Linked DNA regions of Mus musculus: region 1 is linked to region 2. A link is a loop called in an ENCODE intact Hi-C map of the cell type or tissue named here. Cell type or tissue: gastrocnemius. All regions are shown on one strand. Each heading gives the region's core, and the rest is flanking DNA. Links, peaks and the distances in the headings are about the cores only. Region 1 overlaps A330023F24Rik (RIKEN cDNA A330023F24 gene). Region 2 holds the start of Gm16897 (predicted gene, 16897).

Region 1 (14,829 bases), core at 2,863-10,862, 49 kb after region 2:
TTATTTTATTTTTACTTTAATTTCTTCTCCCTTAGTGTCATCTATTTAAGTCTGACCAGGATAGAGGAGAGGAGTGAACCATCCCCGGCTTCCCACTTAACCTTTCACCCTTTACCCTGTTTTCTGTTGGTGGATGGAGAGACTGGTTTTCCAGGTTGTTTGGGTGTCAGTGTCCATCTGTGCAGGCTTATGGGAAAGGAAGAGAGTGAGAAGTGACAAGAAGCAGGCAAGAGGGACTGTTTTTCCAGGCATTCTCTTATTAAAACGTCTAGTTGTGGGCATCTGGGGTGGTGGAAGAGCATCGGCATAGGGTAGGGTGTGGGCTGAGAGAAGTGGGGTGATGCTGGGAGGTTGTCACTGCGTAGTTGAGAAAAGTGGGGAATGATGACGCAGTCACTGTTGCATCTTGTTAGGAGCTCTGTGGAGACAGGTAGTGAAGCTCCTGGGATCTGTGGGACCAGCAGAAGGGTTAAAGATGAGTCTAGGTGGGAAGCTAACATTTAGAGATTAAATGTCATCCTTTTGGCGTTGGAAAGTTGTTTACCTTGCTTTCTCTGTGTCTCCATGTTGGCTCCCTTCCAGTTCACATGTGATGGCCTTCCCTGTACTGCTGCATCATTAACTAAGTGACTGAGCTGGCCTTCCATTGGCCAGGGGAGGGCTCTTATTTCAGACACTTCCTCTCATTGGTGGGAGGGCCAATGGCAGGTGAAAACCTCTTTTTGATTGGCTAAGGACAGAGTATCAAATCTGAATTTGCATTTCACTTGCTTAAAGGGGAGGGAGAGAAGCCCAGCAGCTTCTAAAATCTCTTTTAGGGGTGTGCGTAGGTGAGTCTGCCTGCTTCAGACTGCCCAACTGAAGCGTCTTCCTTTACCTTTTTTTAAATTTCAGGAACTATGAGGAAGAGCTTAAAATGCCTCAAACTTTTTTTTTTTTTTTTGGAGGGAGGAGACTGGGGAGATGGATTTGAAGAGGATTGAACAAATTGGAAGAAAATATTTGTCCTCTGCTTTGGTGTCAGAAAAGGGAATTTTCCAATCTGCCACACCTCAGTGTTGCGGCAAAAATAATTCTTGGCTCCCCTGGAAACTATCGGGCAAGGTAGGGCAGAACTGCTGCTGCTGTCGCCATTACCCTGGGCTTCCTATTGAATGGGCTGCTCCCAAGTGAACAGATCTGCGTTGATGCTCTGGTCGTCCAAAAGTCCTCAAATCAGCTCTGAGCTGAGCCCACTATTGGAAGAATCTGCCTTTTGGAAGTTGACGCTACCTTGTGCTTGGGAAGGTAAGGATGGGGACTAACCTCAGAGTATTGCTTGGAAACTGGCTGTTATGATGTTTCTCAAAAAGTAAGTGGGTAGGGCTTTGAAGGACTCCCTTTAGAATGATTTGTCAGTCTAGGGAACCAGGAGATGAATGAAACTGGGGCGGCAGCAGCTGTCTTGTACTGGGGGAAAACTAGAAAATTAGAGTTCTGGCACCCCATCTTATCCTTGTAATGGGTCTCATATTTGTGGGAGGGGGTTTGCTTGGCCCTGCACCATGCGTAGTGGCTCCACCCATGACTGCGCATCCAGAGCAAGAACGCATTGCACCCTGGGTCTCTGGCCTGGGACAAACACCTCCCTCCTTGTTATATAACTCAGGGTGGCCTGTGCCTTCTCAAGCCTCCTTTGCAACTCTACCTCCCCACTCCTTGCGGCTCACAGCTGAGGGTCTGCTAGGGAACAGTGGGAGTTTCCCTCCCTGAATGAGGTAGCCACTTAGTGACCAAGTTTGAGCACAGAAATGATCTGCTGTCTCATCTGAGGACATGGACCCCAGAATGTCCTTCTGAGTACCCTGTGTCACCTGTAGTCCCTGGCTTAGAGGTGGGGATAATGTCTTCCTTTCCCTTTTATCCTTTCTAGTTTGGGGGCAGGGACTTTTTTAAGGGAAGGAGTGAAAACCTTTTGGGAGGGGGTTGGCAGTGTCCTTTCCTTGTCTCTAGCTTTCCTTTTCCTGGCTGGGTTTACACTCTGGATTCCTTTGAGGCTGCCATTTTGAAGGCATATCTGCTTGTCCTTTACATGGTTGGCCCTGCTGTGCTAATTCTAAGGAGTGGGTGGGGATTTAAAAAGGGGTCTCTGATAGAGGAATACAGCCACTGTATAGATAGATGCAGTTATGATTGTTGCAATGAAGGTGGTCTGAAAGCAGAACTGCCTGGTTCCATGCTGGGTCACAGCACTGGATGGAGGTCTAAATGGAAGCCTTCTGGGTCAGGGTCCCACGACCGGGGACCCCATCTTTACCAGAGTATGACTACTTGGCTTCCCTGCCCTAGTCAGCCTAAACCAGAGATGTTCCATCATGTGCCTAGTGATGGAGGAGAGTGAAAGCAGACATAGGAGCTCATCTCAGATGTGGTAGACTTGTGGTTTGTGTTTTTCAAATAGCCCCTTTGTCTCTGTCTCTGTCTCTCCTCTCCTCTTCTCTTCTCTTCTCTTCTCTTCTCTCTCCCTCCCTCCCTCCCTCCCTCTCTCTCTCTCTCTCTCTCTCTCTCTCTCTCTCTCTCTCTCTCTCTCTCTCTCTCTGCCTCCATATGGAGACATGGGTTGAGGTCCACAGCAGGCAGCAGCATTTGGTCAGATGACCCTGCCTTTCCTCCTTGCCCCCTGCCAGGGCCACAGTTCTAATTGCTGTTCTTTAGTGAGGCTCCCTGCTGCCCAACCCTTTCTAGACCCTTCTGCGGATAGCGGCCATCTTGTCTGCCTGCTCAGAGATTTAAAATGGTTTCCCATTGTCAGCTTGAAATTCCTCCTGTTCGGTAAGTACTCTGAGCTGACTACAAGTGGCCTTAGCTTTCCCAAGAAGCCTTCCTCGGGTAAAAACCAGACCACCCATATTTCCCTGGGTTTCTTTTCTCCCTAATTTCAATATGGCCATTTTCCATGCCTGTGATCTACCTGTTGCACGGCCACTGTCTTTAAGGACCTCTCCCTGAGCACCCTATAAGAAGAAATCCCTGTAACCACTATTACAAGTCTCCTTCCTTTCATGCTATTTTTTTTTATGTGTGCTTCCGTGTATTCTCTATCAGAGTTTGTGCTCCAGTAAGAAGCCAGGGGCAGGAAGGCATCCCTATTCAGAACCCCTCATACCGGATGCCATGTTTCTCATGAATGCTACTTGGGTTGTTTGTTTGTTTGTTTGTTTGTTTTTGTTTTTGTTTTTGTTTTTGTTTTATCATAACCCTTTAGGGAGAATCCTGTGGCTGACAAGAACCCCAGCCTTCAAAATTCTTTTTTCTTCCATGTTTCCAAGATGACACCCTCAAATGTGACTATTTAGAAGGTGACACCCTCAAATATAGCTATTTTAGGAATATTGTAAGTCTCTAAAGTTGTGTAAGGTCATTCAGCTGGTCCTTTTCCTTCATGGCCAGGTTAAGTCAAGATGATATATTTTTTTGTACCTGAAATGAACAAACCTCAGTTGTTTTGTGTGCCTTCCTCCTGGAAGAGCAGGCAGAGGTGGGTAGGTAGGAACACCTGCAGGGGAGGGTAAGCCCAGTCACTGAGATAGGTACAGACACTGGACTACTCATACCAGGTCCGTATACCCCAATCTCAGTTGGCTGATTTTAGACAGGTCATCCTATTTCTTGCCTAAGTGCCCTTAGCCTGTGAAGTAGATCCCTAGCAGCCTGTTCTGTAGGAATGTCCACCGTATTTTCTGTTCTTTGTAGATTTGGCTCAAGCACTCTTTCCCTGCCTGGAGACTTATTGGGGATGTAAAATGAGAGAATAGCAGGTGACCAGCAAATTAGGGGAGGATTAAATACTTCCAAGTTGTCACAGCAAGAAGAAAGAGGAATATCTCAGGAGTTTGACCTCAAGCCTACAAAGTGGTGGTATTCTACCAAGAGTGAGTACACCTTTGTTTCTGAAGGGATGAGGTGATGGTCGGGGCAGAACAGGGGTTAAGCAGGGGTGTTTCTGAGAGCCTTCTGATGGTAGATTTGCTTGTTTTCTTGCTGAATCTCAACAGTGTCTGTATGCTTCATGATGCTGTTGAGTCCTGTGGGAGGAGAATCTGAGCACCCTGATGCCCCTTATCCCCAATACTGCACTGTGGAGCTGAGAGTGACAACAGCCAGTGAGTCCTTTGTCAACGGCAATCTGGGCCCTGGTGACGGCTGCTTTGTTTTCTTGTGTTCTCTCTCTCTCTCTCTCTCTCTCTCTCTCTCTCTCTCTCTCTCTCTCTCTCTCTCTCTCTCTCTCTCTCTCTCTCTCCCCCCATGTGTGTGTGTGTGTGTGTGTGTGTTTCCTTTTTTTCCTCTTTAGAAGATGACTCAGTGTATCTGGAGTCAGAAGATGGAGCTCTCAGCTGAACAGCCAGAATATTCTGACAACATGAAAGCAATAAAAACAGCTCATTGGTGCTCTGGGCTGATTCTCTGACTTCAGTCATTTTTACTGAAGGCGGGATAGTGAGAAGGCCACTGCTGGGCTTCAGAGATGGGGAGACATGAGGCACCTCACAAGAGCCCTGAGACCCTTGGATTTTGAATTTAGAGACAAGAAGGCTGGTTATATTATTTAGTGAGCTTAGAAAACAGTGCCCTTTTCTTTTCTCTTCTTCTCTCCCCCACCCCCCACCTCCTTCTTTTTCTTTTTTGTTTTAAAGAATTCTTCTCACAGGTCCTCAGTGATAGACTTATTTCCAGAGCCAGATACCCCTTTGGTATTTCTCAGTGGATCTGTCTGTGATAGGCGTGTTGGTCTTATTGAGGGTAACTCCTACTTCCCAAGAGTGGGCAAGAAGACCCCCCATGACAGTGACGCTATAGTCTCCTGGAGTAGATGCTCCAATGGAGGCATGATGCCTGAATACCCTTCATCTTTTGAGCTTGGATGTGGTCTGCCTCACTTGCCCTAACCTGAAGGCAGCTCCCCAGTCTCAGCTTCCCCTTTCCTTGTGCTGGCATGTCAGAGCTTACTCTTTTCCTTTCATCTTCCTTATTTCCTCCAAAATGAGTTCTCCCCACACCTTCTCCCTGCCCCTTTAGCACATTATCATGGAAACTCTGGGTTCTAGGCTTTTCCTGCAGCATTGCACTAAAGACACATGATCCCCTGCCATACCTATCATACCTTCATTGCAATTGTATCCTGGACAAACTATTGCCTTTTCTCTCTGCCATCCTTGGCACAGTCTAGGGTGAGGATCAAACAATTTAAGTTTGGGGATAGGAGACATCCTGGCCCTCACCTCCATCCAGACTTTTGCCAGGAACCATTTTTAATTCCTATATTTTCTAGCACTAATTTTAAGGTAGACATTTGCCGCCAAAGCACCTCCTCTCCCAAAGGGCCACCTAAAATGACTCATTTGGTATTTCTTGGAGGTGCATCTCTTGGGCCTGAGAACAAATGGTGGCCAGGAAATATGACTGAGGTCACAGCAGAGTAGAGAAGAGCAGGCATAAGAACTAGCTGTCTATACCCACAGTCTAGACCCACCAAAAGTGTCTGAAGCCCTTAGATTTTGTGTCTGAGTAGAGAGCATTTTGGCTAGTAAGGCTGCATTAGTGTAGAAGTTGGGAACTTGGGGACCATACTTCTAGGTTCTGAGCTTTGCGTATGATGAAAGCCTAGCTACCATGCTTCAGAGAACTCTGTTGTCTCATGTTCACTTGTCAAAGCCATGGTAGATAGGCACTCCTGGGTCAGAACTTGTATCCATAGGTACTGGTTCTTCTCCACATTGCTCTGGCCAGTATTATCTTGCATCTGTCACAGCAGAGGACTATTGTCCCAGGGGCTACATAAAACTCCAATTGCAAGTTGTTGCTTGATTGGTTTTGTATGCTGAGCCTAGCTGATCTCCCTTCCTCTTTTTCCTAACAGAGAATTCTGTAGAGTACAGCTCCATCTGTAAGTAGATGACAATTTCTTGGCAACACAGGCTCAGCTGAGGATGGTGTTTGTGCATCTAAGCCATCATGCTAGAGCAGTTTGCCTACATTTTTGTGGAACGGCAAAGAGGACCTGCTTGACCACCCTTCTTTCTGTGGGTAAGTGTTCATCCTCATTTTTATACGTTCTTTTCTGCCTTCAAATGTGAAAGTTTGATAGGTATTTATAATCCTGGACTGCTATATCTTCTTTCTTCCTCTCCTATGTGCCCCACCCTTTGTCTTTCAGAAGGAAATGTTGCAATTCAGTGTTCGGCCACAATATATCTATCTTCCTTAGACTCATACTTTAGAAGCCAGTTTTCTCTAAAATGGATCCAGGAGACATGTCTTTGGTGAGAAGTGTTAATTAATAGCCTCATGAAGGACCCTGATGCACTCACTGTGCCCAGTTTGTGCTGAGGCTTCTAGCTGGCTGGCTGCATAAGGATGGTCCTTGCCAGCATCTGGCATAGATCTGCCAAGTTCTAGCTCCAAATCTCTAGGCTGTAGGAACCTCAACTATATATAGCCTTGAGCTAAGCAGATCTTAGCAGACATGTCTACCCTTCCCTGTGAGAGAAGAGTACTTCTATCATAACTACAGTGTGGAAAATGAGTTATCTTCAAGGGCTGGAAGGTGTATATTTCCATATCAGGCTTGGGTCTGCCATACTTACTCTTCTTTTTCCTGTTTCAGGTACTGAAAGATGAAAAGTCATGCTGGATGAGGTTGCTGAGGTGGGATGAGGGCCAGTAGGATGCCATGTATAGAGAAGGAAAGACTTGGAGCACTCCATGTGGCCAAAGGTGGTTATGCCCTACATCAAACCCCAGCTTCCAGTGTCTCCTCTGTTTCCTGCTTGATTTGCTCTGCTCAAAGACATCTTTTGACCTTTTCTCATTCCTTTGGACCTTTTGCTCTCTCTGTTTTCATCTACCCCTGCCTGTTCTTCCATTTGTTTTTTTCTTTAGGATGAATGAAAATATTCTCAGCTATTGATCCAGCAGCTATATTTATTCTTTGCCTTCTCTTGTCTTCTTTGCCTTCATCCTAATTAAGCAAGGCAGAAAGGGCTAATTGTCTTGGGAAGGAAGGTGGTTAGTAAATAAAAGCCCATGGTGTTCAGTGGTAGGGCCTAGTAGGTTAGATGGTCTTCCTTCTTGTAGGTACTGTTGAGCCACCAATTTGTGTGATTCCTTGACCTCAAGTATATTTTAATATAACATGGGCCTGGTCTTGTGGGTAGATTAATATCAAGCTGCTGATTAGAAAGGAGAAGCAACAAAGAAAAGGTCTGATCATGCCTCTAAGGTAGGTGGAGTGTGGCTGCTCCCTGGATCTATTCCCTTAAACCTTACCATTCCAAACCTCCAACAATTATCTTTTTCTTTCCATTGTCCCCCTGGCTTTTCTGTATATGGGTGACTAGCAGAGTGCTAAGATAAAGGCAGCCTGCTCAACTAGCTAGGCCATGAGATGTTTGGAAAATATCTGGGCAGCACTGTAGACAGGGTAGCTCCTTGGCTACTGACAGCTAACCTGAGCTTATTCGGGGTGTAATTCCCATACCATCCCCGAGGTCCTGGGAGCTGCCCAGGGTGCAAACATGCTCTTTCCTTTTAGAGTGGGCATTTGTCTTACTCTGGACACACTGAGCTTTAGGGGGCTTAGGCTAAGCCTGGGATATAGCTTATACTGGGCTGAGCAGTAACTAGATTCTGAATTTTTTCCTACTTGGATTTTTTCTTTAGGTCTTCAATTGTCTTCAAAGTACCTCCAGGTACTCAACAGGGTTGCGTATGCTTTTTCTCTGCCTTACAATAACAGCAATGATGAGTTAAAGTGATGATGTCCCTCAGAAGTAGGAAGACAACCCCATTGTAAACAAATCAGAAAGCAGCAGGTACTTGCTGTGACATTCAAAAATCTCTGTCCATCATTGCTGGCAGTGTTCTTAGCCAATAGGGCCAGTGGGAACTAAATAATAGCCAGAGATTTCGGGTCTAAGGAAAAAGGAATTATCCTGGATAATTCTACTAGGTACCTGTGAGATCTCAATCCCAGCTATCTAATGTAGCTACTCTCCTGGCACCATGTAGATGTGTTTCTCCTTCCTTGCTTCCTCCTACTACTGTTCAAGGAAGACAAATGAATCTCACCCCATATGTTTAATTGTCTTGTTTTTCCCTTTAAGGCAAGCCTCTGAGGTCCTTGCCAAGAAAAGTCAGTTTTGATAAGTTTTCTGTTACTTCAAGGAGCTGATCAAGTTCAGTCACTTCCTCAGTAGTGTGTGAGGGATAGCAGAGAGTTAGAAGGACTGATGTTTAAATGAAGAGGTGAGTTCAATCAGCTCTGCAGCTGGGAGATAGAAAGGAATAAACCTAGTTCAAGATGATACCCACTGGTGTGCTAGAGCCAGATGTGCTTTGCCTTGCTCCTAGCCTCCGCCTGGCTTCTGTTGTGTGACAGGCAGCATTGTGTGTTGCCAGTTAAGTAGTCATGGCAGTTAGCATGCCTTGAGTAGCATATAGGCATGCCTGGAACTTTTTCCTTGACCTCTGAGTCTCTAAGTTCTAGAAGACAGTTGTGGTACTGAAGCTGAGACAGCATAGCTGTAGAATACAAAGTACCTTACTCAGAGCCCTTTTTGGGCCATACCATCTGGGTTCTACTGAATCCTGTTCTTACTGGGGCTATGAATTGTTCAAATGATATCTTGGCTCTATTCTCTGGGTTGGGTATATCCCCAGTACTGCAGCTTTAGAGGAGGATGTGAACTCTCACAGGTCATTTCTTTATACATTATAGCCAGCCTTTAGGATAAGTAAGAGATACTGCCCTAGTCACCCTGCCATCTATGGGAGGTTCTTGTTTTCCTTAATTTATCTGATCAATGGCCATGAGAAAAGTATACACTGGTTTGGATCCTTGCTGGTTCCTTCCAACTGCTTTTAGGCTGATAAGCAAGAAAATACTGTTGAAGCCTCATAGTCTGCAGAATTTGATGCTGTGGAATGATACCTATGTGGATAGACTATAGAAATAGGTTGGAGGGAACTTCATAGAGCCATATTTCTTTGTGGTTGGATAAAAGAAACAAGTCATGAGGTTGGATATGTGGGAAGACATATTCAAATGTCTAGGCTGTAGGTGGGATGGAGCCCAGATGAATCTCTAATGAGGCAAGGAGATGGGATCAGATATCTTGGTCCCCATATTCCATCCATGGAAAAGGAGACTGCCCTCTCACCATTGGTGACACAGATTATTTCCCTTTGATTTTTATTAAAGTATAATTATTAAATGACTTAAGTCAAACTCACACAATTGATGAGTGATGTTGAGGTTTGCTTCAGCACTTCTAATTCCAAAGCCACGTTTTCTCCTCACCCTTGGGCTAAAAGTAAGACATTTTGTGAATTAACATCCCCAAGAAACAATATAATCTACAGTATAAGCAAACTATGTCCCAGTTAGACTGTCCACATTCCTTTTGGGGGGATGTGTGGCAGATGTTATTTGGTGTCCATGGAAATGAAAAATATCTTCTAGATATTGGTGGATATACTAGGAGCTGGAGGTACAGAGCCCTGAGACTAGATTTCTTCTTGTACTGTGGGTATAAAATTGTCCATAATGTAGCAACATAAAATACACAGTAGCCACAGATAACATTGTGTGTGAAGGAAGAGGAAGGCATCACTCATTGAAAATATGGTGACTAATTTCTGTCATGTTAGCACTCAGGAGGCTAAAGTAGGAGAGTTGAGTTCTAAGCTGGCCTGGGCTAGCTTAGATTAAGACCCTGTCTCAAACACCTCCCCCTCCAAAAGAAAAAAAAAAAACACAAAGAAAATCACAGTGAGGAGAGTGGAAAGAAGAGGCCCAGATGACAGATAGCCAAGCCCATGTTAGTTGGACTATCTTCCACAAGGTTAGAATTGATATGGATACCAACTCTTCTTTTCTCTAGTTAAACAAATCCTTACACATTCTTGGTAGCTCGTAAAAGCATGTACTAGGTTAGGAATTGGTGGGGGGAGAGGTCAGACTCTGAGTCACCAGTCATTTGGTACAGCTGCCCTTTGTCTTCTTTAGCCCTCATCAGGCATCAGCTGCTTTTGTGCCTCAGTCTAATCACCACACCTCTCATCCCTGCAGCACAAGGAACATTCAGCCAGGTCTTTGCTAAGTCACTGACAGTATGTACCTGCAGGAAGCTAATTTGAATAGTAGTCTTTTCTGGGACATGGTTTCTACAGAGAATGGACAGGACCAGGTTGGGAGACATCACCTGCAGTTAGGCGCTTTGTGTACATTGTGTTCTCTGTGAGGTTGAGGCAGGCCATTGGTGCTAAGCCATGAGAGCTTCTGCTCCATGTGTTCAACTTCAGGATTCAGAACTTGTTTACCTGGGAAGAGGTGATTAAGGTGAGCCATATGTAATTCCCTCCTCCTTGGCCTAACACTGCTACTTGGGACTACTCAAAATATAGGAGCTGTCACTGGCTGAAGGTATCAAAATCTGCATAGGGATAAAGGTGTGTGTTTGGAGGTTATAGCATGGGGAAGCAAGTCAGGGAAAATGGATTTATGTTGTTTTGTGTTCATGCCCATGTCCTCAGTTTACTTTGTCTATGAAACAGGTTTTGAATGAGGATCCTGTTGGAGGTTCCAACTCATCTTGCTCCTTAGGCCTGTCCTGAATATTTGTGAAGGTTTTGTTTAGCTAGAAACTCAGGGTCAGGAAAATGAACCCAACTTGCAAAGAGAGAAAGTAGGGATCTTGAAGTCCTAAGAGCAACCAAATTTAGTTCCAAATAAGAACTCTAGCACTAGTCTGAATGGTAATTGGTGATGGACATTAAGTGGGTAGTAGGAGTGGGTTTTGGGTGGGTGGCAGTGAAGAGAAGGGGTTAACTGAGTAGAGGTAGCTGGTGAGGACTTACCAGGTGGAAGGATATGGCACTGTTCTCTCTTAGAGACAAGTAGGAGATAAACATATGGGAGCTGGCTGTTATGCAGGGTTCAGATTGAGAGACCATGTATGTTCAAGGAAGGTATTCTGTTCAAGGCCTGCCTTTGTGGGAAGAGGACTTCGCATTTATTTATCCTCTTTTTCTTGTATGGTTGAGACTCTAACCCAGCTACAATGTGACAAAAATTCTCCAAAGCTGCCTGAGTAGGCGCCCCTGTGCCAGGGAACATGTAGACCAATCTTAAGGATGTAAGGAGCTTTAAAGAGCCTTAAAATTACTACACAGATCTCTGCACATTAGCTGGTTCACTGGGTCTTTGCACAACACTGAGAAGAGAGGTAGCATTGGTCCTGTCATCATTGAACTGAGCCAAGAAGAACCCACTCAGAACCACATTGCTTTGAACTTGAAGTTTCAAACTTCAATTTATAACCTATGTCCCCTGTTCCAGCTAGACCAGGGGTTGGAGTGAAACTTAGATGTCTTTAACAATGTTCTGCATCTCTGAGATCTTCACTTCCTACTTTGCACATTGGAGAGAGGATGGAAAGCTCCTAATGCCTTTCTTCTCCTTCCCACTGCTTCTCTGACTCCTAGGAGCTCTTGTGCTATCTGGCTTGCACTTCTTGGCTAGAATGCCAGTCATTCCCCATGTTCCTGGAGAGGTTTCTTTTTAAGCCATTTTGACATCTTCATAGTGTTTTCCCTGTGAATTCTGGCATATTTGTGTTGTGTGTTGCTCACTGTGGCATCTTTGAGGTTTTCCCATCCTATTTGTTAGGGATGCCAGGAGCTTTCTCAGCAAGTGTATCATGTTTGTGTTACCTGTTTGTTGACTGACATATATCACCCACTGGAACCACTGTCTAATGTACTGCATAGTTAGATGCTAGAAATACTGTCATCAGCTCAGAACCCCTGCCTCATGATCAGTATAGGAGAATGGGTTTCTTCTGTATATGAAATGCTGGTGAGAGAAGTGATGGGCCCTAGGTTTCTTTGAGTCCTGAAAACAGTCCTCATTCTTTTAAGGGCATTGAGGCTGTATCACCTCTTGGCTATTCAGCCTTTAAGTGACCTTTATTTTAATAGACCCAGGGATCTGATAGAGGGATTGAAAAGTGCTTGTCACAGGATCCCCAATGAAGGAGCTAGAGAAAGTACCCAAGGAGCTGAAGGGGTTTGCACCTCCATGGGAGGAACAACAATATGAACTAACCATACCCCCAGAGCTCCCTGGGACTAAACCACCAATCATAGAAAATACATGGTGGGACTTGGGGCTCTAACTGTATATGTAACAGAGGATGGCCTAGTCAGTTATCAATGGGAGGAGAAGCCCTAGGTCCTGTGAAGATTCTATACCCCAGGATAGGGGAATACCAGGGCCAGGAATGGGAGTGGGTGGGTTGAGGATCAGGGGAGGGGGGAGGAGATAGGGGATTTTCAGAGGGGAAACTAGAAAGGGGATAACATTTGAAATGTAAATAAAGAAAATATCTAATAAAAAATAAATAAATTTAAAAAGAAGAGAAGGAAAGGAAAGGAAAAGAAGAGAAGAGGAGAGAAAAGGAAAGGAAAGGAAAGGAAAGGAAAGGAAAGGAAAGGAAAGGAAAGGAAAGGAAAGGAAAGGAAAGGAAAGAGAAAAGAAAAGAAAAGAAAAGAAAAGAAAAGAAAAAAGAAAAGAGAAAAGTACTTGCCTTTACTTATCGTGGACTTAGGCATGAAGGGTTAGACTTCATGAGTGTTCCATTCAGGACAATTGAGGTTGGATGGGGTCAGCAAAATCTGTGTTCTGTCTCTGTGTTCCTTGAACAAATCTCTGTTTGTCTTCACAACAGATACATGGGAGCACTTTTAGTGAAGGATGCATTTAGCGGCCTTCTATTACTTTGTACTGTATTAGAGCTGGTTCTTTCTAGTCACCTGGAGAATGCAAAAGAGAGTGGATCCAACCCAAAGTTGTGAGGGAAATTCATGTAGATATCATGTAACTTTGCTGAGTTCCCCATGGATGATAGACCTTCCTGAGGAGACATTATCTGCTTTTGTCGGGTCTGCCTAGTTCTGAAGCTATAGTTCTTTGAAACTGTGTGTGGCAAAGTTACTAGGATATAAAGTGGCTCCTTGATTCTGCCATTCTTAAGGCTGAAGACAAGGAGCGACAATGTAGGCGTAGAGCCTGGAACTATAACCCATTTACCTTTGCAGAGAGAACTTCTGCCACTGAGTTTAGTAATTTTTCTTAATTTTCATACAAGAAGTAGAGAAAGTATATGCTGTCACTCATATCTTCCAGGGAAGATCTGTTCTATTCCTGTATTTGTATCATTACTACCCCTATCCTGGGTCATTCCTCCCAGTGAAGAGGACTCTTGACAAGGATTGTGGATGGTAGAGAAAGCCAGATCAGATGAGATTTTCTAGAAGAGTTTTTTAGAAGAGTTTCGGAGTAAATCCACAGCTCTGATAGTCACAGGCATTGTCTATGGTGCTAAAGACTTAGGTGTATGTTCAAGAAGATGGACTACTTAGAAGAACTCCAGAGTGTGAATTACTTAATGGCTTAATGAATGTTATATTAAGTATAGAAAATCCTGTGTCTTTTTGTGTTATTACTAGCTGTATATTTAGTATCAGAAGACTGGACGTGTCGACAGGCTGGGAATGGTTAAGTGAGTTGTATCAAGTTCACACTTACTATTGACTTTCTTCCTCCTTCCTTTTCTATTTCCTACCCTCCTGCATTTCTTAGCCATTTCTAAATACAGTCATTATGGAATATTGGATCTACAGATGCTGAAGCCCCTCTGTGAAATGAAATTATTTTCACTTAATTTACACATAACCTTTTTTGAACTCTTTAAACCATACCCAGATTTCTTCTAATACTTAATTCAAACAAAATGCTGTCAAATTATTGTTTTAAGAATTCTTTAGAGGATAGTGGCAAAAAAAATCTGTGTATTTAAGGTAAAGGTGTAGTTCATATTTATATATACATGCTCATGGACAATGATTGGAGTGCAGGAATGCAAAACCTGGAGATATACAGAGCTGACTATAGTTGCCTTTGAAGTTACATTGCTACATTCTTGAAGTATAGTTCTTCTGGTATCAGTGAATGGAGTGACTTTGATTTAGAGTGTAAGTGGACTGCCCACTGCAGGGACCCTTCCGTCTCCAGGTTTAGCTTCCTATTGGCCTCAGGAGAGAACTGTTTTCCCTATAGTATGTACCTAATTTTTGGGAAGTGGTTGTTTAGGTATGCAAATCCTAAACCTAATTAGCTGTTATTTCTTTTCAGCTCAAATCCTAATGGCCTTGGATGTCTAAGACCTTGGATGTCACTTTGCTAGGTAAGAAAGGCTAGAGTGAGTTGGCACAGAGGAGGGGACACTGCCTTTGGCCACTGGCTGCTCTCCAAAACAGGTGAACTTTGTGTTTGAAAGGAATGCATTTAATCATTTGGGCCTAATAGAAGTTACTTGTATTTTCTCTCCTTTTTGCCCCTCCTGTCTCTCCTTTACCCCCCCCCCCCCCTTGCTGCTTCCTCAACCACCAAAGAATTTAATCTGCTGCACAACAAACAATACAGTTATAAAACTTTGAAAACAAGAGGGTGTAGCCTCTCCAACAAGGGAAAGGGCATGCTGGATGATGTCCCCAGGGAACATGTCAGGCTTGTATAGAGCCTGTGAGAGCCTACCTGACTGGGTACCTGGGTGCCTGCTCTGCCCAGTGCTAAGCTATCCCTAGTCCAGAGAAGGAATCTAAATGAAAGAGGTCAGAGAAGGGCTTATAAAAGGGAAGCTGTGTGTTTTCTCCCTCTGATTTGATGGGAATGCACTAAACTGTGCAACTTCCTCCTCCGCTTCCTCTCTCTCCTCTCCCTCCTTTTCC
Region 2 (14,829 bases), core at 3,269-11,268:
TTGCAGTCCAATTTAAACACCGACAGTATCCCCCATCTGGGTTCCGCACCCATCAGGGGCAGACACATGCTCATCACCAGCAAGATCAGCTTCTTCATTTTGACAGCGTCGCACTAGCTGCTCCGGAACCCACACTGGCTCTGCGCGATTCTGTGGAAACATGCAAACAGACCCTCTCGCCCAGGCCAATACGGGATCCAGACCATTCCATGATCCTGTAACCACATCCTTCCATTTAGCATACCCCAGTTTACTGGGGCTGGTATTAGCATGTAATTCAGCAGCAGAGCGACCTTCCTTATCCAATTGCAAAAAATTTAAGGTAAAAGAGCTAAGGAGAGTCTTATCTTTGGGGTATGGCCATAGCCTATTCCCCCTTTTTGTTTTATTAATAATTCTTTTAAAGTTCTTTGTGCTCGTTCAATGATTCCTTGGCCTTGAGGATTATATGGCAGGTCATGTTTAACTTGTACTTTCATCTGTTGACAAAAAGACACCAGGGTTTTGGCAGTATATGCAGGACCATTGTCTGTTTTAAGTTGTTGGGGCTTACCCCAAGCTGCCCAGGCCTCCAAACAATGCTGTATAACATTGGAGGCCTTTTCCCCTGCCATGGGAGATGCATAAACTATTCCTGAACATGTATCAATGGATACATGAACGTATTTCAATTTGCCAAATTCTGAAAAATGTGTCACATCCATCTGCCATACCTGTAGAGGGAGCAATCCTCTAGGATTCACTCCATAAGAAGGTGGGTGTTGAAACTCAAGGTGACGTCCACAGGTAGTGACTTCATCCCGAGCTTGTGCTCTAGAGATTCCAAATTTTCTCTGCAGAGTTTTAGCATTAACATGAAATTTAGAATGAAATTGTGAGGCTAACTCCATAGGGGATGCTAAAAATATGAACTCCATACGAGTACAATTATCCACAATATCATTTCCCCTACTTAAGGGTACTGGAAGCCCACTATGGGCACGGACATGTCCAATATATAATGGTTGGTGTCTTTCCCACAGCAACTTCTGTAATTGTAAGGCCAAGGCTTAGATGGTACTACGAGCTTTTATTTGGCCAGCCACTTTTAGGGATAAAACTAAATTAACTACATATTGTGAATCTGAAATTAGATTAAAAGGAAAATCACAGTCCTTAATGATCTCAATAACTATTTGTAATTCCACCATCTGTGGAGTACAGGGATAATACTGCCTGACCACAGGATCTTTCCCCCCTACCATATATACTCCACATCCGGTTTTTGATCCATCAGTAAACACGTTAACTGCATCCTTAATGGGTGTTTTCCTCACCACTTGAGGGAAAATGACTGAATGATCCTTAAAAAAGGTCATTAACGGATGTTTGGGATAATGATTATCAAATGGGCCCTCATTAATACAGGCTAAAATAGCCCACTCATCAATATTGGCTGTTAGGACCTTTTGCTGATACCCATCATAAGGGATTACAATGGAGCTGGGTTTTATACCAAAAAATTGTAAACAATGCTGAATTCCCAACAAGGCTAAAGAAGCCACTGTTGTAGGGTAATGATCTAATGTCCTCTCAGCGGATATTTTGGAATGGATCCATAACAATGGGCCTTCTTGTCACAATAATCCTGTGGGTTGCATCTCAGTAGGTAATATTATCAAAATGATGGGTAACCCTTCTCTACAATGCTGAAGCTGGGCTTTAATCAATTCTTCTTCCACTAGGGCAAGGGCCTTTCTAGCCTCAGGTGTTAATTCCCTTTTGGAACTTAACTCTGAGTCTCCTTCTAAAATTTGAAACAGAGGTTTTAATTTAACATTTGGGATCTTCAAATAGGGCCGAATCCAATTGATATCGCCTAATAATTTCTGAAAATCATTTAAAGTATGCAAGGAATCAACCCTCAATTGTATCTTTTGAGGCCAAACGGCCGTAGGAGCGAACCTTGCTCCTAAATAGGACACTATTTTTAACAAATCCCTACCCCATAAGGTAATGGGTAGCTCAAACACATATGGTTGAAACATTCCCATCATGCCCTTCCTTATCTTTCCAAGGGAGCATCCTGGCACTTATGTCTGGGCTCTTTGCATAGCCCAGGTCTTGTAATATTTGTTCTGACTCCTGAATCGACCATCCTTTTGGCCAGTCCTTAAACCAAAAGGCAGTAAGAAAAATTACCCAAATGGCTAGAAAAAGAAAGTAATCCATAGACTGTCCCTATTACCCTCTTACTTTCATTACCCTCTTACTTCCACTTTCTCGTCTCCAGACCCGGAGAGCTTTATTGTCTCTTACCGAGAGCCTTATTGTCTCTTTACCGAGAGCCTTATTATCTCTTTACCATATGGTGAGTTACTTACCGTACTTATCCTGTTGACAGACCCTGACTGCAGAAAGTTCTGAACCTCTTCGGTGGGGGAGTCGGGTCCCGGGTTTCAGCACCACTTGTTGCGTCCAACTCAACCAGCAAGGAAAATGCAACTTCTTAATGCAGTTAAAACTGTTCTTCTTAATGTAGTTTACTCAGGCAGCTTCTCTCTTCAAATCCCCCGCGCCTCGGGGTACAAGCGTTTTTATCCACTCAAGCCACAACCATGCCTCAACCAATCACCACAAGTCACATCACCTCACCAGGCAGGCTTGCTCAGCCAATCAGGGATTAAGGGCGAGCCATCCACCAAATATGGGCTTGTTTACTGCCTGGCACAGATTTCTATCTGGGCTGGCCAGGGAGTCAGGAATGGCTTCCCACATTCTTTTTCTTTCTTTTTCTTTTTCTTTTTCTTTTTCTTTTTCTTTTTCTTTTTCTTTTTCTTTTTCTTTTTCTTTTCCTCTTTCTTTTTCTTCTTCTTCTTCTTCTTCTTCTTCTTCTTCTTCTTCTTCTTCTTCTTCTTCTTCTTCTTCTCCTCCTCCTCCTCCTCCTCCTCCTCCTCCTCCTCCTCCTCCTCCTCCTCGTCCCCCTTCTTCTTCTTCTCCTTCTTCTTCTGTCTTGGTACTCACTGGTTGTGGCTTCCTACCCACTAAGGTCTTGAAAAAGCATCTTATCAAATTTCTTCTATGGGAGAGTATGGTAATACATGCCCCAAAGCCTAATAGTTTGGAGGCTGAGGCAGGAGGACTACAAGTTTGGGGCCAAACTGGGATACATAGAGATAACCTGAGTTTATATGAAAAAAAATGCTTTTGGCATAACATATTTTTGTGGCTTCAGGCAACAGCCATCAATGTAGCTGACATTACCTGATATAACTCATAAGTCACTGTTAGACAGTCCCAAAACCCCTGAGCCTTAAAGCTGTTTCCATCTCTACGAAAGAGATAGTAGGAGAGAACCACTGCCTTCGTACTCCTTCTGTGCTTTTCAAGTTCCTAAGCACCATCTATCCTTTGCTGAGTTACTAAACAGACATCTGATGAACATGAAAATCATCTGACACAGGGTGGGATGTTGGAGCAGGTGTTTCCAACATCTGTTTTATCATCTTGCTTAACTCTCATAACAGCTATGTGCTGGAATATTATCAATCCCATTTTGCAGAATGGAAAAATTGAGGCTTGGAGAGGTAAATTTGGCCAGACATCTACAATTCAAAACAAAACATTTAGTAAGAGTTTGATAACTGTTTGGTAATGAGCAGAATTGTAAATATGGAGTAAATAGACTCCAGCTTCTGGTAATCTTGGAGCCTGAATGGGTCCAGTGACATACAAAGATGAAGTTATCCTTTAGAGTACAAAAAGGGACGAAGATTTGAATATATAGAATTAGCCTCAAGGTCACTGAGTCTTTAGTCCATTTCTTCCTATTCTGATTAACTTTTCCCAAACTGCCTTTTACACCAGTTCTGTGTTTCCCTGTCTGTGACATGTGTGTCTTAACATTGCTCTCTCCTCTGGAGCTGGAATGAAGGAGCAGATGGGGTGGTTGGCGGTGGTAGAGAATACCTAGACTTGGAACCCATCCTCAAGTTTCTGTTGCCTGGTGACTAGCTAGGTAACCTACGACAAATCGTGTTCCATTGCTCTACTTCAGTTTCCTAAAATGCAAATTGAAAAATGTCAGCTGACAAGTGAAAATGTTACCGTGAGGATCAAGTGAAGTGATATTACATAACTAATACATAGATGGAGAGTATTTTCAAATTATAAAGTACCACCACATACATCTAAAAGCAATACTGAGTGCTATCATCCCTTTTTCAGTTAAGAAAATTGAAGAGTCAGATTAAAAATCATTTGAAAACAGTAAGCAATTCTAGTATTTAAAATGTATCCTTCTGCCAGGTGTCAAACACTTGTATTCTTAGCACTCTGAAGACTGAGACAGGAGGATTATGAGTTTGAAGTCTGCTTTGCCTATATAACAAGACATTATATCAAAAGACAAAAACAAGTAAACAGAATTAATCAGAACAACAACAACAACAACAACAACAAAAGCCTGGTCTTGAAGATGGCCTAGTCGGCCATCACTGGAAAGAGAGGCCCCTTGGTATTGCAAACTTTATACGCCCCGATACAGGGGAATGCCAGGGCCAAGAAGCAGGAGTGGGTGGGTAGGGGAACAGGGCGGAGGGAAGGTATAGGGAACTTTCAGGATAGCATTTGAAATGTATATAAAGAAAATATCTAATAAATAATAATAATAAAGCCTGCTCTTACCACATTTCAGAGTACTACTATATTTGCCCCAGAGTCTCTTAAAGGGTATGTGTGTTATAGTCTACCTTTTACTTAATAGTAATGTGCATTCTTCTATCCAATATCAGGTATTGTTCTTGTCCTAGAGAATCTTAGTGCAGAGGTCTCACTATGGCAGGGAAAGCAGATGCCACAGAAGCAAACAGCAGTATTGATTAGCAGCAGCTAATGTCATAAAAGAGAATGGACTCAGAACAGAGAAGCAAGAGAACACAAAAGGGATAGCTGAAGTTGAGTAGGATGTAGCAGGGAGAGTGTTCACTACTGAATGGAAAGGCTACTGTTTTAAAGCATGCAATGAAAGAAAAGTGTACTCGTGCATGAGTGTGCATGTGTACATGTGAAGATACAATTAAGGACAGATCGTTGAGGACTAATGAGCCTGGTGAAGGGGTTTAGCACTGTTTTAGGGTTTCAGTTGCTGTGAAGAGACACCATGACCACAGCAACTCTTACAAAAGAAAACAGTTAATTGGGGGTGGCTTACAGTTCAGAGGTTTAGTCCATTATTATCATGGTGGGAAGCAAGGCATCTTGCAAGCAGACATGGTGCTGAAGTAGTTGAGAGTTGTACATCTAAATCTGTAGGCAGCAGGGAAAAGACTGTGAGCCACTAGGCCTAGTTTTGAGCTTCTGAGACCTTGAAGCTCATCCACTAGTAACACACTTCCTCCACCAAAGTCATACCTACTTCAACAAGGCCAGACCTTTTAGTAGTGTTATTCCCTGTGAGGCTATGGAGGGCATTTTCTTTCAAACCACTACAGGATCTCACATAGTTTTAAGTACAAGAGTGATTGATATTTTTTGAAATTGTTCAGCCTGGAATGTTTGTTGTCTTTTGTCTGAACTATAATAGAAAACCATTGGCTGGATAGATTACACAACGGGTGCCTGTTTCTTATATTCCCAGAAGCTGAGGAGCCCAAGATCAAGGTGGCTGGGAAGTTTGCCTCTGGTGAAGGTCAACCTCTATTTTTACAGTTGTTTATCTTGTCTTCTTGGTGCTTTTTTTCAAGTGGCAGAATGCAGTAAGAATGAGGAAGTTCCCAGGTGCATTCTTTTATTTATTTATTTATTTTTAGATATGTAACCTAGGTTGTTCAGAAACTCATGATGTTCCTGCTGTGACTCTAAAGTACTGAGATTGCATTTGTGTGCAGCTTGTACCCTGCAAATGCCCCTTCTTTAAAGACATCGATTCCATTCACAGGAGCTTCACTTTTATGGCCTAACTACATCCCAAAGGTTTTAACTCCAAATACTGTTACATTGGCCCTCTAGATTTGAAAATAATTTTTAAGAGGACACACATACAAGCCACAGCAGATGTGGGTTTGGGTCTGAGCCTGGTGAGGCTGAAAGCAGGAAGTGTAGGTGGGCTGGAGACAAATATGGAAATTCAGAAAAGAAATAATGGTCCTGATGAGGAGAATAGAGAGGAAGAGGACCTCTGAGATTTGATTTTAAAAGAAGAGTATAGATATGATGTACTGTAGAGTTGCTTCCTTACTGAAACATGTTCTCCTGGAGGCAATCTTCTTAAGATTCAGGAAGCAAACTAAATTTACAAGGGTTCAAAGTCTCAAGAAGCTCCTGAAATTTACAAGCTACAGGTCCCTCCCTAAGGTTATATAAGCAGTAATAACAATAGCTGGGGAGAGAAGATGTCTGTAAATAGGGCAGGAAGTTCCACAGTTGCAGATTTGATGAGTTGTCACTCATGGTGAGAGTGGGCTTTTCAGGTGATGCAGCTACCTTCAGTCATCCATGTTCCTAGAAGGCACCCCAATACATTCACTGGTTCACTGAGCTAAACTTGAGTAGAACTGTTTTGTTGGCTGTCATAGGTTGGTTTGTATATATCTCCCAGGGAAAATCATAGAACATGATGATCAACTTGTAGGAAGTGAAAAATACCTGATGGCATTGTGGTTTCTTCTATCAAGTGCAATGATGGGTAGGGGATGGCGCTCCTTATTGGACTCATGGACACTAGTGGTAGAACATTTGATGCTTTACAGATGCATTCTGCATGAACTCGTATCCTAGCTCCCTCTAACAAACAATGAATCGAGGCTGCTTCTGTCCAGAAGAGAAGGAAATGAGATTAACTTCACCACCTTGAGGACTTTGTTTTCCAGCCACGGGAGAATATATATTGGTGTTGGAGCAACCAGAGTATAGTTTCCTCTGGGTATCTCCCTGGGCTTTTTATTCCCCTGAACTCCTTCACTTGGAATATTTAAAACTGTGGAAAAATAAAGTAACCATGTAAATTACCTTAGTTGCAGAAGGAAAACACTGATTTTTGTTTGTTTGTTTGGTTGGTTTGGTTTTTTGAGACAGGGTTTCTCTGTATAGCCCTGGCTGTCCTGGAACTCACTCTGTAGACCAGGCTGGCCTCGAACTCGGAAATCCACCAGCCTCTGCCTCCCGAGTGCTGGGATTAAAGGCGTTCGACACCCGGCTCCAAAACACTGATCTTAAAAGACTTTACAATCAACTGCAGAAATAGCAACAGGTGCATGTATATCTAACAGTGGTTAAATAGCAGAATGAATGCGATGCTGGAAAATCATAAAGGAGCAAGAGGCTCATGTGTTAGCCTTTAAAGAGGGGGTGGAGACCCTTTATCTTCCTCTAGTCCTTTCCATCTTATTTTTCAAGACAGAATCTTTCACTAAATCTTGAGTTCAGGTTTCTGCTAAACTGGCCAGCAACCAGCCCGCTCCACTCCCCATCATTGGGATTACAAAAAGGTTTGGTTGGTTGGTTGGTTGGTTGGTTGGTTGGTTGGTTTTGTTTTTAGTCAGAAACATAGGCCCGGAGACTGTTGAAGATGTCCCAAAAGGACAGCAAGGTGGCAGATTCAGAAACTGCCAACTGGTTTGCCTGACATGGACACCTACAGAGGTCTGAAGTTGGTGGTTATGGTAATCTGAGAAGTTTCAAAATGCCCCGAATACAAATCTCTGCTTCTGTGTGGGTGTGCATTTTTCTGGAAAGAGAGAGGGTTGACAGCTCTTCTCCAATTATCTAAAGGGTCTAAGTCAGAGAACTCTCAAGAAAACATCTCCTGAGCAAGAACTTACAGGTTGACAGAAGCATAATCTGGGAATCTCACCACACAGGCCCTTGGTTCCCTGAGCTCGACCCACATCTCTTACCCTTTACTTTATAAGAGGCGTGGCGAGAGAGAAACTTTGGAAGAACAGGGCAGAGGAACCAGGACCAGTGAGGATCTGGACAGCTCTGAAGAAGCACTCAGGCTAAGGCGGGCCTGTTTGCGGTGAAACTGAAGTTGGCTAGGTCCTCTGCCGCAGTTCAGACAGAAGGGCGGCGGCGACCGCGTTCCCAGAAGTCTCAACGCCGAACTTGGCCGCAGGGTGGCGCGGCGCGGACGCGGAGCGTGGGAAGAGCGGGCGGAGCTCTCGAAGCGGAGTCCGCAGTGTTGCGCCTCCGCGGGTCGCCGCGCATTGGGGCCGCGATTGCTGTGCAGCGTCGGAAGCCGGCGGCCTCAGGTAGGAGCTGCGGCACGGGATAAGCCCGGTCGGCCGCGCATGACCTCTCCTTGCCGGATCCGGCCGCGCCTACCCCTCCACTGCTGCCTCACAGGCGGGCGGGCGCGGATCGCGGCCTGGGCGGCGCAGGCCTGAGGGGCCGCAGACCGGGGCGCAAGAACCTGAACGGTGCCCCGTGACTCGGCTTCCCAGTAGGCGGCGAGCGTGGTACTGCAACAGGGGTGCGGCGACTTGGAGAAGCTTCGTGGAAGGGAAGCAGAGACAGGTGGTTGAGGGGCAAGGACCGGCGCAGTGCATTCGAGACGTAGAAGCTTGCTCCTTCTAGCTCTTCAGAGGATCGGAGGTGCGTGAGGAAAGGCGTAGCTTGGGACACGCAGGTGCAGCCAGAGGGGATGCCACCGGGCAGGTTCTCTGCGGTCCCACACCCTCCCATTAATAACGTGGGTGTGGTAGTGGTGATGGGAGACTTGAATGGAGCTCTGAACTGGCCATCAGGGCCCCTGACCCGCCTGCGTAGCCACTAGCCACAAACGCCTGCGCCGCCAAGTTGGGGGAGGAGCAAGCCCTCGGGGTAGCTGCTCTGGCAACCTAGGCAGCAGCAGAGATGGAGCAGCATAGGTCGGAGTTGTTGACAGCTCTACGTGCTACAGTTAAAGTTCCTAGGTGGTGGGTTAGCTTTCCTTTAGGAAAAATGGGGCTATGGGGAAACAGGGTGAATTTACTCTGGACCCTTTCCTAGTTAGCATTTGCCAAATATGGTCCACTTCCCCCGCCCTGCTCCCCTCCCCCTTTTAGCGTAATTTGTTTTTTAGAGACAGCAAATGGCAGAGCAGAGGACAGCTGTCACAGCCAAACCTGTTGCTGCTGCATCATTTGTTGTGTCAGGATAGAGGGGTCTCTAGACCTTACCCCTCCCTTTCCCAGACTCCTGGATGCCCTCCTGCCAGGTCGTATAGAGTCTGCTGTTAGCCAGGTGGTGTTGGTGTTGTGGCCTCCATCTGCCACCCAAAAGGGGAAGAAGAATGCAAGAGCCAGGGAAGTCTTTCTGTCTTCTGGGGTGGAAGGAGCAGGTATAGACAGGGCTGAGGCAGTAAGAGCCTGGGTTTCTTTGGCACTGGTGGCAAGAGGATTGTATGCCAGCCCCTTGGGCTGGTTTCCACTCCTGGCCTGTCAGTGGCATTGGATAACTGCATTGGTGCTAATGGTGCCACCATGTTATGCAACACTTATATAATCTCCCATGGTGATAGCTCTGTCTCTGTTCTGAGGTCACACTGATAGGGTGCCCATCTCCATGTAGGAGAAAGGATCTGTGGAAGTTTTTGGATAGAGCTATTCTCCCAGCTCATCCCCAGACAGGCTCCTTCTGATCCTGGAACAGGAGGGTTTGACCAAGCAGGTTCTCAGTGTACCCCAGGAGTCTAGTAGTAAGAAAGGTGCTGACTGGGCAGTCTTCTCCATTTCATCCTGCCTAGTGAGTTGTTTGGTTAAGTGGATGCCATTCTCCCCGGCATGGCAGGTGGATATGGTGGAATGACTCCAAGATGTGGAACATATCCATACATTGTGCTTGATAATAAGGATTAGTTCTGACCTTGAGGTTTTGAGCAGCAGACTAGAACAGTGATGCTGGCATTACAAGGCATTTGAAGCAGGCCTAGGGGACAAGAGGTAGCCAGGGAAGGGTGTACAGGGAAGTGGATCAGACAGCAAAGATAAACATGGTGTTCTTTTACTGTACTCTCCACTGGGCTGTCCCTGGTTACCAGGGCAACAGAAGCAGTGGTGAAAATCATGCTTTCCTTTCAGTGGAAAAATCTGGCTCCTCCTCCTCCTGCTCTTTCAAGTGCTGCCAACCTTACCCATTGGGAGGATGGTGTCCCTAGGGATCAAAGACTCCAGCGTCCCCCCTTTATGCCCTTCATTGTCCATTTTTTATAATATCCCCCTTTCCTGTGTCCTCTTGCTTCCCTAAAGCTCTACAGTTGGCAGCTGTGTGGGAGTTGAATACACGGGGGGGGGGGGGGGGGGTAGGATGGGGGAGGGGAGGGCATGGACGTCATCACAGGGCAGGGCTAGCCAGGCGTGGGCAGAGATATGATGCAGCAATGACAGGAACATGGAGAGGGTCAGGAATTGATCAGCTCCTTGAGAGGTTGTTTTCAGGATGGTAGACAGGTGGAAAGGGGAAAGTGAGATGGCAGAGGGCCTCTGGGTTCAGGTTTGTGAGAAGTAGCAACTTGCCTCATAATTAAAGCCAGGGTTCATTCATTGAGCAATTATTTTGCACCCCTAAATTAGGTGAGGTTCTGGAATCTTGGAAGCCACAGAGGTAGCAGTGAGCCTTGACCTTGAAGAGGTTTGTATGCACGGGCGGAGGACGACTTTATGGATTAAGATTCTGCATTATTATATGCCTGGGAAAGGCTGGGAAAGGTGGTACAGACAGAAGACAGGCAAGATACAAAACTGTGGGAGTTAGAGTGAAGCCTGTGGAAATGGAAGGGAGAGGCAAGTCAGACGGCCATTTTGGTTTGGGCACAGAACATGGGGAAGGAAGGTGCTAAAATTTTGAGCCATAATGGTTAGTAGAAATAAGAAAGTTAGTATTCAAACTTGTTCAAGGGAGACTCATTTGATTTCTTTTTCGGCATCTTTAGAATGAAGTTGGAATATCAAGTGTAGAAACATTTATAATCTATACAGAGTTTGACATGGAAGTTAGTTCTGGGAAGAGGTTCTAGGACGAGCTTTAAGGTACATGTGTATGCCTTGTTCTTGTTTATTATCCCAAGACCCCTTTAGACTCTGTCAAACATCTACATTTTCTACCAGACCTATCTATTTTTAAAATGAAGGTATTTGTTTACATGTTTTTTCTTTTTAGTAGCCATGTTGGAGTACCTGAAAAATTGACACATGCATATGCATGCCTTCCCATATTGCATTACTTGGTCATACTGTTTACTTAGAGCAGTAGTTCTCAACCTGTGGGTCACAACCCCTTTGGGGATAGAACAACCTTTTAACTGGGGTCACCTGAGACTATGGTAAAACACAGATAGATATTTGCATTATGATGCATAACAGTAGCAAAATTACAATTAAGAAATAGCAATGAAGTAATATTATGATTGCAGGTCATCACAACTTGAGGAACTGGATTAAAGGATCAAAGCATTAGGAAAGTAGAGGCCCAAAAAGTGTTATGGGTTCTTGCCTCTGCCAGTGTGCTGTTGACATGCTTGTCTTCTATCTATCACTTGCAGAGTAGAAGCACAGAGTCAGTGAACCTTGCCAGCTACACCATTCTAGATGCACTGCTTTCCTTTCCAGGTCTTAGCATCTAATATAAGGAATCTAGTTTTTCTGTCTTTGAAGCCCTCCAAAATGATGTGTACAGCCATTTACATTTTTGCTCAAGTTTCTGATTCAAGCTAGGTTTTTAGAGTAAACAGTCTGGGTCTTTTTCAGTGCTTTGTACAGCAAGTAGCAGAAATGGAGGCCGGGATCTCACAGTAGTGGTATATAGGTACATGGTGGCCTCTGTTCCTCTTTGAAACATAAAATGCTAAAAAAGCAGGCCCCCGTGAACAAAACTATGACCTATAGAACAGGTGCCCATTCTTGTACTTTATTGGGTATTAGAAACGTCTGTTGCTTATGTATTACCACAGTGACATGGTTAAGTAGTTGCAACAGCCATAGACCTGCAAGCTTGAAATATTTAAGCTGTCTCACCTTTTAAGACATTTAAGATAAAAATTTGCCAGCTGGGCTTTGGTGACCCAGGGTTTGAATCCCAGCACTTGGAAGTCAGAGCCAGGTGGATACCTGTGAGTTCAAGGCTAGCCTGATCTACAGAGCAAATTCCAAGACAGAGAGGGATAGGGAGAGGGACAGGGAGAAGGGTATTGCTGGGACTGGTTCAGACATCAAAGGTCTTGAAGATTGTGTGTATTTACAGCAACTTCATGAGAGAAAAAATAGATAGAATTATTCGGTACTGGGAAACTTCTTTTTTTCTAATACCTTTTTCTGGATACTGGAAGGTGTCTTGCCCTATCTTAGGGCCTAGAGTCTATCTATATAGTTCCTAAGCAGAGCTGGGTTGTGGCCCTGATTTTAAGTTGTTGTTCCTGCTTCTCAGGTTTGTGCAGAGAAGCAAGAATGACCCAAACCCAATCTTAGGACCGAAGAAGGGAGACTAATTGGTTCTTTAGTATCCTCCAGAATATATTCTGGTAGTTTTGTTTTGCCCTTTGTCCCCAAGTATGCCAGTCTAGATATTATCTACAAGTTGCCTCTGTATCTTGTCTGATCATGGTGTCCATCCACACTTTTAAGACAAGTCCTAGGTTTGGAATTGTAGGAGGAGTTGTCTGGGACTGGAATCAACCACTAGGCTGATTCTTGTACTTCATCTTCCTAGAGCCCTGATTTCTAACCCTTGTTGACATAGTCCTCAGCCTGGTGTCTTAAATCACTCCCATCCTCTGACTGGGGATGGGAGTGACTTAAGATTTGTTGCAGTGAGCTAGCAGCAGCACCACAGCTGGAGAAGTTTGGTGTAGGGCTGGGTAGGAATTGAAAGATGTCAGTGGCAAGAGGAAACCACATGCTCAGATGAGTAGGGATGAGAAGGGTAGGTTTTTCCCCATTACAGTGGAGTGGGCGGGTTGGGGGGGGAGTGAGAAAGGAGAAGGTGTCAGTAGAAAGAGGGTACAAAGAGTCCAGAAGAACAAAGATAGTAGCTAACAACTCCCAGAGCTGCTTTTGGCTGATTATGATAAGACTGGCTCCAGGAACTTCATCTTCCCCTCCTTTAAAAGACCTTATCAAACACCTCTACTCTCTTTCATTTGTAGAGTTAGGATAACCCTATACTATAGAGGTTTAAATACTGTTGAGACAAACACACTGAGTTGAGTTATTTCTTTTATCATCTGGATATTCATTAAGGATCTTTGTTGGGCAGTGTATGAAGTTCTGAGGAAACAAGAAAATAAAGCACTTATGGTCTGGTCTAGAGGTTCATCGACAGTTGAACCAATTTTTATACCATTTGTGGTATATTTTATGGCTTAAAGGATGCCCTCATCTGTCATGTTTGTTTCTGTCACCTTTGTCCTGGATTCAGAATTTGGCACACAATAGGCATCCAGATAATTAATTGGCTGACCCATCCTTATTTGGTTTTCCTTGGAGATATGAAGAAAATAGCTGAATAGGTAAACAGAGAGGAACTCAGCAGCAAGAGTGGCATGTTTGGGAAAAGTTAATATTCTAGTATACTCTGGTGATGTGATGGTATTTAAGGAAAAGGATAGAGAATGGGCATGAGAGAATCCAGGGTCAGTGGACCTATGAGGATGGTGGGTCAGAGGCTTAGCATCATCAGTTACTGCAGAGGACTGGAGTAAGAAGGCAAAACTAGTGTGGCAAGGAAAGGGCCTGGAGAGGAGAGGAGAAGCTAATGTGAGGTATCAGAGGACCGGGATGAAAGTAGATATGAAGCCTGTGATTCCTTCATTCCAGGCTTTGGTGGCACAGGTAAAGTAAACACAGGAAGGCAAAGCACTTCCAGGCTGGTCACCTTGTGAATGAGCTGGCAGGGACGGAGGAAAGACAGCTCTGTTCTGCAGGCCTCCATTGATAAACTGCCAGTGTATGTCCCAAGATACTACTCAATGATTTTTCTCTAGTGGGGCAAATGCATAGCAGCATATGGCTGCTCTCTGTAAGTATTTACAGTATTTGTTTTACCATATACAAAGGTAGAGTTAATGTCATAAATCTGTGTGTTTCTGTTGCCCAGTGTTTCCACAGGCAGTCAGAATATGGTCTAGAAATTCTCATTTAAATCTCCACGTTTTCCTTTCCTCCTTTCCTGGAGTTAAAGCACATCTTAAGGATGGTAGCATTTGTATACAAACTCTAGTATATATCTTCACCTTTTTTTAAAAGAATATAACATGTTTGTTGCACCTTAAATAAACAAAGATATCCCTAAAAAAAATGACCTGTTTTATAGTAGGTATTTAAATTTTCCTGATGGTTTCATTTAAAAACAAATAAAATCCTGTTGTTTTAGGTCATACTATGAACAGGACCCATGTTTCATTTAGTTAATAACTGTGAATATCTTGTTAATAAAGAATCTGCTTTGTAGTTCTGCATTTTAGCTTTGCTTAGTTGCTTACCTTTACACCCACCCAACTGTCAGAGTAGCTTTCCTGAGCTTCGTTCACACACTGCAATTCTTACTGTGCTTATGGTTTCTTGGCTATTCATTATTTCCTTCAGTAACCCTTTCTCCCTCCCTTCTGTTTCCCTTCTCTCTTCTTTCTCTTTCCCTTCTTTTCTTTCAGGAGAAGATCTTGCTTTGTAGCCCTGGCTTGCTTGGAACCTACTACATAGACTAGATTGGCTATCTAGTGCTGAAATCATAGGTATGTGACAGCAAGCCCAGCTAGTAACTACTCGAGGCCTTCTCTATGCCAGACATTGTGCCAGACTTTGGACAGACACCTGTGTAGAGATGGTCAGAGCCTGACCATCATGGATGCTACATTTTAAACTGAGAACTACTGTCAGCTTT

What was found. Hi-C counts contacts between places; a loop is a spot of excess contacts. Peaks named below come from ENCODE experiments on the same cell type or tissue, not always from the same donor. Only the 100,000 strongest peaks of a DNase experiment are listed, where the experiment ranks them.
Region 1: a loop joins it to region 2, with 2.5 times the contacts of the local background. A loop is called at or near these places in 16 of 42 quality-filtered maps.

The regions. Positions count from the first base shown.
Region 1 is chr1:195,017,654-195,032,482 of GRCm38, forward strand. A330023F24Rik (RIKEN cDNA A330023F24 gene) reads left to right here. Exons shown (of 8, transcript NR_015566.2): 2 at 948-1,287; 3 at 3,733-3,911; 4 at 4,035-4,142; 5 at 5,897-6,063; 6 at 6,644-6,753; 7 at 14,234-14,285. Among named protein-coding and RNA genes, the nearest start is that of A330023F24Rik, 7.7 kb to the left of the region's middle. In gastrocnemius, for the core only: a CTCF peak has its summit at 6,755; no DNase peak of the experiment used is centred there; H3K4me3 peaks cover 2,059 bases; H3K27ac peaks cover 4,019 bases.
Region 2 is chr1:194,968,230-194,983,058 of GRCm38, forward strand. Gm16897 (predicted gene, 16897) reads right to left here and starts at 8,730. Exons shown (of 5, transcript NR_033564.1): 1 at 7,875-8,730; 2 at 6,625-6,789. In gastrocnemius, for the core only: CTCF peaks have their summits at 8,107 and 8,307; DNase peaks (open chromatin) are centred at 8,112, 8,381, 8,749, 9,168 and 2 more places; H3K4me3 peaks cover 2,612 bases; H3K27ac peaks cover 3,646 bases.